2 separate regions of the Homo sapiens genome follow, and region 2 is linked to region 1. The links are chromatin loops, found by intact Hi-C in ENCODE. Cell type or tissue: endothelial cell of umbilical vein. All regions are shown on one strand.

The links. A loop is a pair of places that touch in the nucleus more often than their neighbours do. Peaks named below come from ENCODE experiments on the same cell type or tissue, not always from the same donor. Only the 100,000 strongest peaks of a DNase experiment are listed, where the experiment ranks them.
Region 2: a loop joins it to region 1, with 5 times the contacts of the local background. A loop is called at or near these places in 2 of 110 quality-filtered maps.

What each region holds. Positions count from the first base shown.
Region 1 is chr14:21,864,212-21,872,211 of GRCh38, forward strand. It overlaps TRA and TRAV13-1. Among named protein-coding and RNA genes, the nearest start is that of OR4E1, 190 kb to the left of the region's middle. In endothelial cell of umbilical vein, a CTCF peak has its summit at 4,432 (motif pointing right); DNase peaks (open chromatin) are centred at 2,450, 3,510 and 4,420; H3K27ac peaks cover 2,250 bases.
Region 2 is chr14:22,095,471-22,103,470 of GRCh38, forward strand. It overlaps TRA and TRDV1. Among named protein-coding and RNA genes, the nearest start is that of TRD-AS1, 380 kb to the right of the region's middle. RefSeq lists an enhancer at 4,822-5,116 and a silencer at 4,822-5,116. In endothelial cell of umbilical vein, a CTCF peak has its summit at 4,946 (motif pointing left); a DNase peak (open chromatin) is centred at 4,951.

The DNA of each region.
Region 1 (8,000 bases):
TGGGCACCTGGGTTGATTCCATGTCTTTGCTATTGTGAATAGTGCTGTGATGAACATATGGGCACACATGTCTTTTGGTAGGATGGTTCATTATCCTTTGGGTATGTAGCCAGTAGTGGGATTGCTGGGTGGAATGGTAGTTGAACTCTCAGTTCTTTGAGAAATCTCCAAACTGCTCTCTATAGTTGCTGAACTGATTTACATTCCCAGCAACAGTGTATAAGTGTTGCCTTTTCTCCACAGCTTCATCAACATCTGCTATTTTTTTTGGCTTTTTAACAAAAGCCAAACATTGTGGTTTTGGTTTGCATTTCTATGATGATTAGTGATGAGCATTTTTTTTCATGTTTCCACTTGTATGCTTTTTTTTTTTTTTTGAGAAGTATCTGAAGAGCATTATTTTCATGTGAAGTTTTGAACAGCCACGTTTTAACATAGAGGATAATATTGAAATTAATTAACTTTTTTTTTTTTTTTGAGACGGAGTCTCACTCTGTCGCCCAGGCTGGAGTGCAGTGGTGCGATCTCAGCTGACTGCAACCTCCGCCTCCTGGGTTCAAGTGATTCTCCTGCCTCAGCCTCCTGAGTAGCTGGGATTACAGGCCCCTGCCACCATGCCTGGCTAATTTTAGTAGAGATGGGGTTTCACCAAGTTGGCCAGGCTGGTCTCGAACTCCTGACCCGTGATCCGCCTGCTTCAGCCTCCCAAAGTGCTGGGATTACAGGCGTGACCCACCGTGCCTGGCCTGAAATTAATTTTTTAATAATTGAAGATACAGTGATAAAATTAATAAACAAGGATTTTGAATTATATCTATATCATTAAGCCATTTCTAGTTTCTTATACAGCTTCCACAAGTTACTAAAAATTTCAGAGGAAACATTAAAACAGCACTGTGTAAATTTACATTGAAAACTGAGTTCAGACGTACATAAAACTGATTTGTGGTAAGAAATAAATTGTTTTAGAAAAATTGTTTCACAGGGACCATCAACCACTGATTTACTAAAATTTATATTTCAGTTAATCCATCAGATAAGTATGCTAATGTTGTCACAGTATATAAAATACTTTTAAGAGCTCCAGTATCAGTTGCATCAGCAGAAATATCCTTCTCGCAGTTAGAAATGAAAAATTCTAGTTAAGATTTTGCATTTAATAAGAGCACTTGATATTGCTTTCATTTATATGCTTGAAAATGAAGTTGCTCCAGGCATGAATTTTGCTAACCTCATAAATTAATTTGCAGCAAAGTGATCCATAAAATTTTATTAATCAAGATATCATATTAAAGTATTATTATATTAATTTATGACACCAAATTTTTAAACCAATTTTATGTTTTTTCTTATGTATCATTATAAACCCTATTGCATTTTATAAGTAATAAAATATTTTAAGAAAAAAACTTTACAGTTTATTACCTAATGGCTATTTTTCCTGCCTTTTGAATAAGAAATCCTAAATTTTCGTTTTGCACTGAGTCCCACAAATTGTACAGCCAGCCCAGCTGGGAATCTTGAATCCCCAAACTAAATTTTGAAGGAGAGATTTTGAAGTCTGAAAGCAATCAGGATGTTTGAGAAAGTGCCTTTTGCTTTACATATTAGTAAACTCCTATACTTCTTCCATGTTCTCCAAGTTGCTGAGGTGTGTGTGTGTGTGTGTGTGTTTCCTTTAAGACAGACATGATACGCTATAAAGATAAGAAATCGATATCCAGAAGGGAGAATCCTGCCTCCCTATAGCCCAGCCATGGTGTCCACCCTCATATCACTGCTTGTGATGGCCTTTATACTTAGCGAGTAAAGTCTCATTTGATTTCATTTTACTATGGATTTAGGCTTCCGTTGATCTACCATCTATCACTAATGTTGTAGGAGGAATGAAAACTCACATAGGAACTCATCTGGAGGACCTTGTCTTTTCTTCTGAAGGGGCCCAAGGATTGGTTAGGGTAACCTCAGACCCACTAGATTGCATATTGATGTGAAAATGGTTTTGGGGTTCCATGATGCAAGACAATTTCTCCTTGCATTCCCATACTTTACACTGTACACAACTAGTCCTTAATAAATATTTGCTCTGTTAAATAGAATAAAATAATTTTACAGCTAGAAAAGCACTTAGAAATCTTTTAGTCCAATTTCACTTTACAAAGAGAGAAACCATATCCAAGATGCCAGTATGGAACCATTAGATGAGCCGGGAGTAGAAAGAAACTGGATTTCCTCCCTTCCTCCTTCGTATTGTTTCCTCTGCCTCATTCCTGCAGGACCACATTGCTGAGCAAAGAGAAACTGAGGAAAATCCAGCCACTTTGACCTCTGCAGTTTGGGTCTGGGAAAGACTTGGTCCAATCAGTTTGACCATGAGAATGGAGAGTTCCAACTTGTGTAAGTAAACATTTGCCACTTTGGGCCACAGAGATACTCATGAGGCTGAGCCATTGTTATTCTACCAGCAAATCAGTCCATGACTCACTGGCTTCTGTAGGAGTGAGCCAAAAGTGATGGTGCCATCCTCAACCCCTGGATGTATTTCTGAGAATTTTCCTAAAAATAGCAAGATGTGTACCTTATGGTGGGTGGATATTCCTTGAAAGAAGGATGTGAACATAAGGAGCATCACTCTACATTGTTTAAAAATGATCACTGAAATTGGGAAGCTAAGGGGAACATTGCCCCTGTGTAGCTGGCAGTTCATGAAAGTGCTGGAAAAGCTTTTCCGGGCCAACCCTTTGATAATGAGTCTGGCAAAAAACGAAATAATCACCAGGCTGGGAATTTTGTCCAGGGCACGGCTATATTCAAGGTACAGTTAATATACGGAACGCTGTGCTCCATGTGAGTGGTCATATTCAGACCATTACATTCAGTTCTGGATGTCGTAACTCAAAAGGACAAATATTAACCTATGTATCTGTCTCCAAGAAGAAAGTAATTTGCTCAATGAAGGATTTGATAATTGTATGAGGAATGGGTGAGATAACTGAAGATCCTTAGAATGGAGAAATTTCATATATGTAAAAGCACACATTATATATATACATATATTTATGTATTGAGTTGAGATTCTTAATCATAGCTGTCTGTAAATATTTAAGGGTGTGAGATGTGAATAAATAATTAGATTTAGTCTCTATAACTCCAGCAGACTAGTGAGTACAAATCACAGGAAAGGGGCTTTCCTCCTGGAAATGAGAAAGTCTTGGTTTCCCAGGTACCATTTCTCATGATCAGTATTTTACTGTCAGTTTTCTATTTGTACTATTCTGCTAACAGGCACAGGAAATATTTAGCCTTCCATTAATTTATTCTTACAGAAGTAATTTTAAAATTTCAAAAGTTAAAGTAGATTAGAAAGTTTTTTTTTTTTTTGGCAGAAACAGATAAACCTGGAAACATACAGGACTGAAGGACTTTCTCAATATCTTGGAGAAAAACATTATGGTGGAGTTTGGGAGAAAAATGATAGATATGGAATCTGTGCCAGCAATGGCTGAGACAACAGCAGTTCATGACAGAAGAGTTGACTCATACTTTAGAGGAAATTCCACTAAAGATATGAGTCAGTCACTGTGTTTAAGCACATATCATATTGATATCATCCACTTTGATATCAAAAAATAAAATTATCTCAATAATAAAGTTACATATGCTTACATTTTTTGAATCTGCAGCCTGATGTTTTCTGAGAATTTCTTCTTGTTTTTTCAACACTTTGCAGAAAGCAAGCCACATAGCCATAGGAAAAGACTTCTTAAAACATGCCAGATTTCTCCTTGCAAACCAGCCCAGTCTATGGGTCAAACTATTCCTATTGTTGGAGTATTAATAACTCATGGAACTTGTCCCCCTCCTCCTTTATCATTGTACTTTAATTCTTTACCTTTTATTAAAGCCATCTTTACTGAAGAAATATTCAACATTTTGATTGTCGGTACCGTCAATTCTCTGGGAATAGCAAGGTCATGGCCCAGGCTTGAGAAGCAGAACCTGAGATAATACGCACTCGAAATATTGAGTGGTCCTCTCTCTCTTGCTCTGATCTTTGGCTTACATATTGCCTAAAGAAAGAGTTTTCTTCATAACAAACGAGTCATGATAGTAGACTTAACCTAAAAGGAAGGCATTATTTTTTCTTGTTTATGAGAGCGAATTATGGTATTTTCTTAATTTCAAACATAAACTCAGCCCATCATTGAATAAATATCAACAGCATCTACTTCTTTATAATTTATGAATAATGACTCAGTAGTGTGCATAATTATAGAGTTAGATCTCTACATTCTTACTGTGCATTTAATCTCTGATTGAACACCCAGTCTGTTTGACTCATTGCTGCTTTTGTGCACCTGAGTGCCTCATAGGGTTAGAGAAAAACATTCAACCAGCAAGTTCAGTAGTTAGGGATGTGGCCACAAGATGGCAGTGCTCCTCTGCTGAGGCAGAATACAGGGTTCACTTTAGTGTGTCCTGAATGAATAGGTTTATGGTAGCAGCAGAGCCTTTTTCTTATTGGTTGGCTACACAGTGTGAGAAACCCCTATGGCTGCCAGAGGAGAGAAGAGACAACCTGATGATAGAAGTAACTCTTATAACTGGAGGTTGCAGGTCAATGACTGATCTTAATTGGGAAGAACAAGGATGACATCCATTCGAGCTGTATTTATATTCCTGTGGCTGCAGCTGGACTGTGAGTTGAGGGTATTTGGGTAACAGAGTATATTAGTGAATATTCTTCAGCAGTTCAAAGAGGAGACTTGCTTTATTCAGGTTTCCTCTCGTTACTATGAAAAATAATTCTAGAGAGTAATGACCTAACAATCCCTCTTCTTTCTCTGATTTTTTCTTTCTGCATAGTGGTGAATGGAGAGAATGTGGAGCAGCATCCTTCAACCCTGAGTGTCCAGGAGGGAGACAGCGCTGTTATCAAGTGTACTTATTCAGACAGTGCCTCAAACTACTTCCCTTGGTATAAGCAAGAACTTGGAAAAGGACCTCAGCTTATTATAGACATTCGTTCAAATGTGGGCGAAAAGAAAGACCAACGAATTGCTGTTACATTGAACAAGACAGCCAAACATTTCTCCCTGCACATCACAGAGACCCAACCTGAAGACTCGGCTGTCTACTTCTGTGCAGCAAGTACACATTGCTTCCCAGGCACCTGCTACCCGTACACAAACCTGAGACTGGAGCTGAAGCTGCACCCCCTTTCCTTTGTCATAGATCGTCAATTATAGCATTTGTCATATTGTTTGTTTGCAAGTTGAAACTAACATATTGACATTTAAAGCATATAATAAAAAGGTTAGGTTCAATGTTTTTGTATTTTTAGTAGAGACTGGGTTTCACATGCTCAGCTAATTTTTTCTATTTTTAGTAGAGATGGGGTTTCACCATGTTGGCTAGGATGGTCTTGATCTCCTGACCTCGTGATCCTCCCGCCTCGGCCCCCGAAAGTGCTGGGATTACAGGCCTAAGCCACTGCGCCCAGCCTAATTTTTGTATTTTTAGTAGAGACGGGATTTCACTATGTTAGCCAGGCTGGTCTCAAACTCCTGACCTCAAGTGATCCACCCGCCTCGGCCTCCCAAAATGCTGGGATTACAGGCGCGAGCCACCGCAACCGGCCCTATCTTACACATTCTATTAGTAGATTACAACAGGACTTTGGACCAATGGTTAATTTACAGACAGCTTGCTAAAAATCTCCCTGCCTCATTTTCATGTTTTGACTGAATTAAACATTACTACCACAATTTCTTTTAAAAGAGTTATATCTTTTAGTGTTGTAGATAAATCAGTGGAAATAAAGAAGGTGCATAAATAATTAATTCCCTATTTCTCCCACCTGTGGTCAAGAGTAGGCTAATTTCAAGATCTCTTGTATTCTTCCTAAGGATGGATCTAATCAGCAGTTGGAATGGGAGAACAATTCCTCCTGGCTGAGTTTTGGCTGTTATGGCTTGTTCTTATAGGGAAAGTAGTTAGATTAAATTAGGGTTAAAACAGCTGGACAAGAAAGGTCAGCTGTTCCTTGTCTCTTCCGGCTCTGAGGGCTGCCTGCATTTCTTGGCTTGTGGCTCCATCACTCTGATCTCTGCCTCTATGGTTGCACTGCTTCTCTTCTTCTGTCATCTCCCTCTGCCTCCCTATTATAAGCACACACGTGATTATATTTAAGGCCCATATAACATAGGATAACTTCTCATCCCAAGATCCTTAACTTAATCATATCTGCAGTGTCTTTTTTCCCTTGGCTATATAAGATAACTTTCATGGATTCCAGGGACTGGGGCCTAACTTTTTTGGAGCCCTTATTTTGCCTACCACAGTTGGCATGCCTGGTGCTATCTTTTTCAGAAGTTGAGAAAGAAAATCAGAGTTCCAGATAGAAAAATAGAAACCACATCAATTGCTTTATTTTATTTTCTCAGTTTTTACAATTTTCAGTTTTTAAATTATCACTTAAAAAGGAACACATTTTGATATGCAGTTCAATGTGTGAAATTTGAATTTTGATATATTGCATAGTTTGATGTAACCATTACATAACTATGATACGAAACAGATTGCTCATCCCAAAAACTCCCTTGTGTGATCTGTGTGAAATCACACCTCCATCTCAAACTCCTTGCAAACCTTGGTCTGTTCTTTTATATTTTTATTTTTTTCTGGAGGTCACATGGGTGGAATTATACAATATATAATCTTTTGAAAAGTCTGAATCTTGGTTACAGAAAGCACACACCATTGGGCACATACATGATCATCATCTCTGCTACCACTCTTTTTTTTCTATACCTGAATGTTTTAAACTTTTGTCATTTTACAGGAATAACTCAACATTTCAAATGTTTGAATTTCTTTGGAGGTTTGATTTACAGTTTAAAGAAACACTATGGCAAGTATAGTGTTTAAGGAAACGGTATGGCAATTGATAATGGAGAGGTTCAGTTGAGGATTGAACCAACTCCTAGAATCAGAGTTAAACACATCAAGTTTAGTTGTACCAACACTACCCTAAATTTTTATCAATAGATATTTCTCTAACATTTTAAGGCTAAGTGTATTGACCGAAATGTATTTTAGTCATATTAATTGGGTATGGTTAATACTTGGATTTTCCCAGGAGTTAGCATAGAATGACATATCTCACAATTATTTAAATTTTTTGCACTAGCTGTGGCTTTGTAGAGGTGAAAAGTGTTAGGATGGTTATTACCTCAAGTAAAGCCTGTACCTAAGCAAATTGTTTTATTAACAAAATAACAAAGTGGAAAAAAATTACAAATATATGCAACGTTGTACCATTAGAGTTGAAAAATACCACCAAATGGATGAAAAAGAAAAGAATGCAAAGATAGTATAACAACCACTGGTTCCAGTCATCTAGATAATACTGTTCGATTATACTTGCATGGAGCTGTCTACTTTATCCACTTATACATGTGTTTCAAGGACCTCGAGTCTGCACTCATTTTCTGAAAAGCCCCTAAATAGTCTCTGAAGAAATTCAGTTTAATATCTGTAATATGAATAACTTCTCAATTCTTGCCATTTAAGGATGGATAATGTCAAACTAATTGGTACAAAGTAACCACAGATCAATTCCTCGTACTTTAACTGTTGAACTGGTAATAAACAGTACCTAATAAGGTCATTTTCACAAGGTTGAAAGGCAGTCTTTCTCTGGAATTTTTTTCCAAATACCAACTCATCCAGGCTTAGGTCATGTAAAGGCTGATTAAATGAAAGGCCAGGAAAGAAAACTGTACCTGTTGGTATAAGGACTGAGTATAATGGGTTTATTTATCTAGATAAGTTTGTGAAAGAATGAACTATATAGGATTCCAGATACTAGGAGTAATATGGACCTACAAGTCACCAGTTGATAGTAAGACAACCTATGATGGCAGAGTGAACAACTCAGGGCCATGAAAGTGAAGGGTAATAATATATTAGATCATGGAAATTCAAGGATGTCTGAT
Region 2 (8,000 bases), 230 kb after region 1:
CTGTTATAATTTCATAAAGAGATAAAAAACTGAGCAGCTTCTGAAAGTCGAGAAGGACTGATTTTTATCATTTGATTTTGAAGTAGCTTTACTTATTATAGAACTTAACTAGGGCCCTAGACCTCAGTAAGGAGGAAGAAAGAGATGCAGTAATTGTTTAGAATAGGACTGCCTTTCACAGAGAAAGTCAAATATCTGAGTATTTTTCTTTTAAATTTAATTAGTTTCTGATGGCAAAAAGTAAATATATGCTAAATGAATAATATCAATGTATGTCAACTGGTTCAACTGCAGTTCCCCTCAATACAAATTGCTTTTCTTATATCCCTTTTCTAGGTTCTGTCTATCCTAATGACTAGGGAAAGACAACTAGACAAAGTAAAGATTCAGGGGTGAGCCAGACATTTTTCCTCATCTGTGCATAGCCATGTAGTCTATGAACATGAGACTCAATTTCCTGTTTGGGGAGATAGCATCAGAACCCAGGAACTACATATACACACCGCAGGGCCCTGGTAGGCACTGAACTTTGAGCTTCAGGCAGCACAACTCACATTTGTGCAAAGAGCTACATGCCACATGCTGTTCTCCAGCCTGCTGTGTGTATTTGTGGCCTTCAGCTACTCTGGTATGGATGGTTCCAAGTGTGAGTAAAAATGTTAAGGATGGAAGGATTCCAAACAGGCATATGGTATTTCTCATGGACTTGAGGAGGAAAGGAGAAATTGTAAAAAAGCGAGCATATTATGATTTTAGTTTGGTTTGTCTCTGGGTCCTAAATTAGTCTAGCTCTTACGATATTTTATTCACTATATCAAAGGATCAGCTCTGTTTTCTGATTTTTCCCACAGGATCAAGTGTGGCCCAGAAGGTTACTCAAGCCCAGTCATCAGTATCCATGCCAGTGAGGAAAGCAGTCACCCTGAACTGCCTGTATGAAACAAGTTGGTGGTCATATTATATTTTTTGGTACAAGCAACTTCCCAGCAAAGAGATGATTTTCCTTATTCGCCAGGGTTCTGATGAACAGAATGCAAAAAGTGGTCGCTATTCTGTCAACTTCAAGAAAGCAGCGAAATCCGTCGCCTTAACCATTTCAGCCTTACAGCTAGAAGATTCAGCAAAGTACTTTTGTGCTCTTGGGGAACTCACAGTGTTTGAAGTGATAGTAAAAGCAAAACAAAAACCCTAGGGCTCAATAAGAGAACCCCTCTACTCCCCATCCTTTGCTACAGGAGCCAATCTGAAATGCACACCTGCAGATCTCAGGCAAGAGAGGGTAGTGACTGTGGTCTGTGGATTTAATCTGTGGTCTGGATCAGATGATTTAATTCCAAGTAAAACCTCCTTCTATCTCACTTGGAAACAGGTGTTCAGAGCAACTTTCTTCTAATACTTCAATTTTTACTTAAAATAGATCATACAGAAAATGTGTAAAGTTGTCTAAAGTTGGAAAGACTTCCACATAATAACTTAAAGTGGCAGTCTCACTTAACGATGCTCACAGCAGAAATCTGGGTCTAGTTATCTTGAATCACCATAAAAATCATTTCCTTAGCCCTTTCCTCTTAAGCTTTATGTCAGTTAGGATACAATCAGGGAAGCAGAACCATCGTGAAAGATGTAGAATAAGATTAATTATAAGGATTAGACCTCATGCAATTGCTGGAACGGGTGGCTCTCGGAAGTTACTTAGTTGTTTATGTTTTTATGAAATTGTAACAGGAATAAAATGTAATCTTTTCAAAATCTGACACTGAGTTTTATGTACTAGGCTGAAGAGGATCAGGACATTCAGTCCTATTGGCTTCACAAGTAGAATAGTACTTCTTAGATCATGTGTCCTAGAATTCTCCTGATACCACATTTCTATCCCATTAATCCAAACTATTCAGTCTCACTTGTTAAATTCTGTGGCTGGGCATGTTTTTCATGTGTAAAATAAAGTCGTGATAAGCATGCCAGATTTCTGTGATACGATGCCATAATCTGCTCTTACTCCTATGCAAAGCTGTTTGCTGAATTTACTCTAGGTCAGCTAGACTCACATTTGGGAAGGAGAGTTGAACATGGACAAGAGCATGCAAAAGCTGTGATTTGTAAAGACATTTTGGAACCCATGGTGACAGGTGGAACCCACGAGGACAAACTAAAACTTGTCTGTCTCTTACCTCCTTCAATCTCATAGTGTTGGTGACCTTCAGAAGAAATGGTGTTATTTGCTATCATGCTCCCTGGGTACTTGGCCCAAGAAAAAGAGAAGCTGAAAGAGGAGATCTGGGGGGAGTGGGGGAGTTGTGAATCAACAATAAGATGAGTTAGCAGATCAGAGCAACATATGTGAGTTGCCACAGTGCCTGGAGCCTGGCACCTGCCTTACACAATTTTTTTCAACTTAATCGAGAACAATATAGGGAAGGATTTTCTTAGAAATATATTTCCAGGTAGTTACGACGAGACAGTACAAAGTTACCACAATACCCCCACCTTGTAAACTTGACATCCATATGCACCTCTTTTAATAGCACTTAGCTTTCAAATAAAGGCAATTTTAAAAAGCATACTTCCTGCCAATATGATGCCACTGTTCTTCATTCAACCACACATACCCTAACCCTCTCCCCTAAAGAGAATACAAAGTATTTATTCATCTTTGGGTGATGTTCTTTCCTCTTCTAGCTGAGTCACACTCTCCCATTGATATCCTGTAGTTTAGCTTCTGAGATATAACAAGCTATAAGAGTAACTTATTAACATATCTTTCACTATTATGTATAGGCAAATGGGAGGAGAGTAAAAAATGGTTGACATGTATTTTAATATTTTCATATCACAATGAAAAAGAAATGTTTATAACAGTATAGTCTTTTTTTCCACAAATGGTCACATGATTGTAGCTGGTTTCTATAACTACCTCTTCCATTACCCATTTCATAATCTGTTTTCAGCAAGCACCTCAACTCACTGGTACACTTGACTTTCTATAAAACAAGCTCCTTGGTCAGGAGCAATGTTATACAGAATGCCATAAAGTTGAGTAAGGAATTCTCTAAGCCCACCACTGTGGTTTTGCCAGAAGCACTGCAGATGTGGAAGGAAAGTCCATATTCAGAATGTCTAAGTGGACTAAAACAAAGCAAAACTTGCCAGCAGCCAGAGAAAGTTGATATATCATGATATATCATGATATATCATGTCTTTAAGAATGATTGCTGAATTCTCATCAAAATCAACAGAAGCCAAAGAGGAAAAAGTATTTTTAGAGTACTTACAAAACAAACAAACAAACAAACAAACAAAAAAACTCTCTAGCTAGCTTCCTATGAACATGAAAGTCTAATTTTAAACCCTTTGTCAAAAATCATTGTTAAAAAGGTGGAAAGTCAGTGCACAGATTGGGAAATTATATTTGCATTGGTGTATTTCTGAAAAAGATTCAAATGCAGAATATATAAAAAACTTGTACAAGTCAACAAGCAATGAGAAAACAATACAAATGGCCAAAACTTGAAGAGACACTTCAGAAATATGATATCTAATAGTAATAAGCATACACAAAAAGCACTTAATATAATTACTCATTAGGAAAATGAAAATGAAACCCCATTGAGTGATCCCCCTGTGCCCTTTCAGCACCCCAGTTGTATTAATGTAGCCAGGAGGAAATGACCACAAGAGGATAATGAAAAATAGTGACTACTTCCAGGGGAAGGGATGGCCAAGTAGGTTTTCTAGAAACTTCTGTTAAATTAAGTTTAGCCTAAAGCTGCCTCCTTATTTATTTAAAACTCAGGGCAAAGGTTTCTCCATACATAGGGCCCTGTAACCTAACAGGATGCATAAACAGGCTACAGTCTGCTCTCTACCAATCCCTAAGTTTCGGCCATAGGTGGCCAACTGTTCAAACATGTTCAAATAAGGCAAATGCCAAGCTTTAACCAATCCATCTGTTTCTGTACCTTACTTCCTTTTTCTATAAGTCACTTTACTTTCTCTGTCCATAAATATTCTTTGACCATGTGGCAGTGACAGAGTCTCTCTGAACCTGTTCTGGTCTGGTGGGGGGCTGCCTGAATCTCTAATCGTTCTTTGCTTAATTAAACTCTGTAAAATTTAATTCGTCTAAAGTTTTTCTTTTAACATGTCCATCATTGAACCATGTTCAGTGGAAGAAGAAAAAGCAGTAACAGGCTAAAGACCGGAACACTGAAGGAAAGCAGGTTTTACTAGGAAAAAAGAAAGTTGGTATTCATTGGCCATACTATATGTCAGGCACTATTTATACATTTCAAATTCATTACCTAATTTAAGCATCATACACCCTACGAGATAGGTTTTAGTCTTCCAATTTTTTATATTTGGGAAATGAGACACAGCTTTCCCTAACTTTGAAAAGCATCTCTAACTAAAGTCAGCCAGGGTGTAACATCTTAGAGGGCTCCTAAAAAATCAAAGTTTGGACTATGGAGAAGCAAATAGCCACAAAGCAGCAGCATTGGCTTTCTCAGTGAGGATGACAAGATGACAAACCTAGGCACAAATTGCCTCAGGATCAACAGATGGAGGAAATCACCGACTAAGTATTTAAGAGTGCTGAATGTATCAGTGAGTCTCTTCTACAGTAGTGTGCTATGAAGCACAAGAGGCTAGAGGGAAAGATGAGATACTATTCCTTAAACACTCCAAGCGGGCTTCCATATCAAGGCCTTTGCCCACTCTGCCTGCAATGCTATACCCCCACAAAACCTCATGGTGTAGCTCTGAACTCCTCTACGTCTTTACGCAAAAGTCACCACTTTGTGAAGCCTTTATCGAAATCTTTCTATTGTATATTCCTTCTTTGAGAATCAGGCTCTAGCGTATTCCACGTGTTGAGAACTAAAGCACCAAGTTCTGAAGCACTGCCACCTGGTGTCCCGCTGAACTATTTGGTGAGGTTTACGCTGGCTTCCCTGCTGCCCTCCAGTGTTCACGGGCTAAGCTGTGATGAAGCCTGGTTGCAATAGGAGCTAGCATTTCTGAACCAGTCAGTAACCTTCCCATGGTAGTAATCATGTGAGACAGGATTCAGCAGGACTGGCTGAGACTTTTTTTTTTCTTTGAAGGAAGCAATTTTTATCCCTTACGCAGCTTGTCCCTGCTACTGTGTCTTGTCTCCATTGCCTGGATCCAGACCTCACAAGTTATTTATGTATTTATGTATTTATTTATTTATTTATTTATTCCAAGGCAGAAGAATTTTTCTTAGTACAGAACAAAATGGAGTCTCCTATGTCTACTTCTTTCTACACAGACACAGTAACAATCTGTTCTCTCTTTCTTTTCCCCACATTTCCCCCTTTTCTTTTCTACAAAACCGCCATCGTCATCACTGCCCGTTCTCGATGGTCGCTGTCTCTTCGGAGCTGTTGGGTACACCTCCCAGACGGGGCGGCCGGGCAGAGGCACTCACTTCCTAGACGGGGCGGCCGGGCAGAGGCGCTGGCTGGGACTTTTTTAAATTTCATTTTTAAAATATTTTTCCCTTAATATGTGAGGTTGATTGATTTCAAAATGGCAAATATAATATATGGGATGGTTTAAGCTAATAGAATACCTTGGAAACAAAGGTTGGCATTATTGCACAAGGTGGGAAGTTTTTCTCTATTAAGTGAGAGTTCATCTACTGCTCTGTCCCTTACTGTAGTATAGAAATATCCTAAGAAGTGAGAACAAGAGTCAATGATGGAGAGAAATAAGCCATTGTAGGGAACACAGTGCAGCATACTCTCTCCATGTTATCATATGCTGCCCAACCTCCCAATATAGCATCATAACGCCACTGATTTCCCACTAACAGTAAGAAACATGATAGAACATGGATATGTATTATAGTACATAAAATATGCTATGCAAATTGCAAAATGCCCCTCGGAAAAATACTGAATTTTATCTTGTGGATAGACTGCACTGCAATTTCAGATACAGTCTCCCAACCCCCCAATATTTTCTATATTGAATGCATCTGGTTGAGTGCCTAAGATACAGAAGTTATTGTATTAGATGATTTATTCGGTTGGTGTAAAAGTAATTTCTGCTTTTTCCATTACTTATAATGTAATGGCATAACCATTATATAGGCTTGGATTGCATTTCTGGACCTACCACTCATTGGTTGAATTATCTTGAGCAAATTACTTAATAACTTTTATGCTTCAGTCTCCTTATCCCTACAATGTGGATATTGATAGTACTTACTACAAAGGGTTATTTTGAGAAATAAACAAAATGACAAATGCCAATGCTTAGCCCAGTACCAACAAAAAGCTACTGGTTACTTACAGAAAAGGAAATTGAATATGAGAGAGATTAAATGTCTTGCCTAGCATCACAAAGTGTCAGAGTTGAGCCTTCCCTCCATGCCTTATGTAGAGCAGATACCTTTTCTCACCCCAAGAATAACTCTCTATCTCATTACAGTGCTATATTGTCTTTATAGAGCTTATCACCGTATAGAATTATCTTATTTTGTAAAAACTCATTTATTTAACTTCTTCTCATTGCACTCTAGTCCCTTTTCTATCTCTTCACCACCATGTTCTCCATGCCTGGAACAATGCCTAGCACACAGGAGACACAAACAATACATGTTTGTTGAATGAATGCACAAAAGGTAAAATTATGTCCAGAGTCCTTGCAATTCAAATATTAATATAACAGTTTAAGCTGGATTAATCTTTGTGTTATTTATCCAGAATTGTCAAGATTTATATCCTGTAAGTTTCTTAACGTAATATTTAAATATGTAAAGGCTAAATAGTTGAATACTAGCTTTGGTTTATCTACATTGGTTTATTTTTGCACTTTGGGGGAATTAATAAATAATCTTACTAAAAATTTTATCTATAAATCCCTCACTTTACTCACTGTGGATATGAGGTAGAAAAAATTCTGAGGCATTTTTCTCTGTAGTGCATGCATCTTATCTTTTATGTTGCAAAAGTTTTTCAGAGGACTCATGTATATGTATATATTTTTATGTTTTAAAAAATTCTGTGTGCACACATACACACACACACACACACACACACACACTCCTTGCATAAGAGTTGATATACAGGCCCACTGTTTGCTCAAAACAGAGAAAGCAAATTGACCTTGTTTCCCTTCACTATCAGGGTGGGTACATTTAGAATCCTCCCTGATATATTAGGCTGTTAAGAATGATAAAGATTGATATTACTAGTTGAGTTGTCCTGTGGCCAAAGTGGGGAGGAAGGAAACTAGGATCATGCACTCTTCCAGAAAGAGAATCTCGTAAGGCTGTATTTAGTTGCCAACAGGCTTGGCCTTTACTTCAGGTCAAATGTGTGGCTATACCTTGCAGGATTCTGTCCTACTATTATAGATAGAGGAATTCTCCCTGCTGTTAGAGGTATATCTTCTTGATCTGGACACTGCTCCTTCAACATGTGGGTGAATTTATCAGTGGATCGGTGTTCTCACCAGAAATGAGCTCCACAGCATGTAGGCTTTCTGAGTGATTGTGGCCATGACTTCACTCTCCTATGATAAAGTTACCTGAATGCTATGATCTTCTCCATGCATCTGGAGAAGAAACTACAGAAAAGAAACTACTACAGCAAAGACTTGGAACCAAGCCAAATGCCCATCAGTGATAGACTGGATTAAGAAAATGTGGCACATATACACCATGGAATACTATGCAATCATAAGCAGGATGAGTTTATGTCCTTGGCAGGGACATGAATGAAGCTGGAAACCATCATTCTCAGCAAGCTATCACAAGACCAGAAAACCAAATACTGCATGTTCTCACTCATAAGTGGGAGTTGAACAATGAGAACACATGGACACAGGGAGGGGAATATCGCACACCAGGGTCTGTCAGGGGATGGGGGACTAGGGGAGGTATAACATTAGCAGAAATACCTAACGTAGGTGACAGGTCGATGGGTGCAGCAAACCACCAGGGCATGTGTATACCTATGTAACAAAGC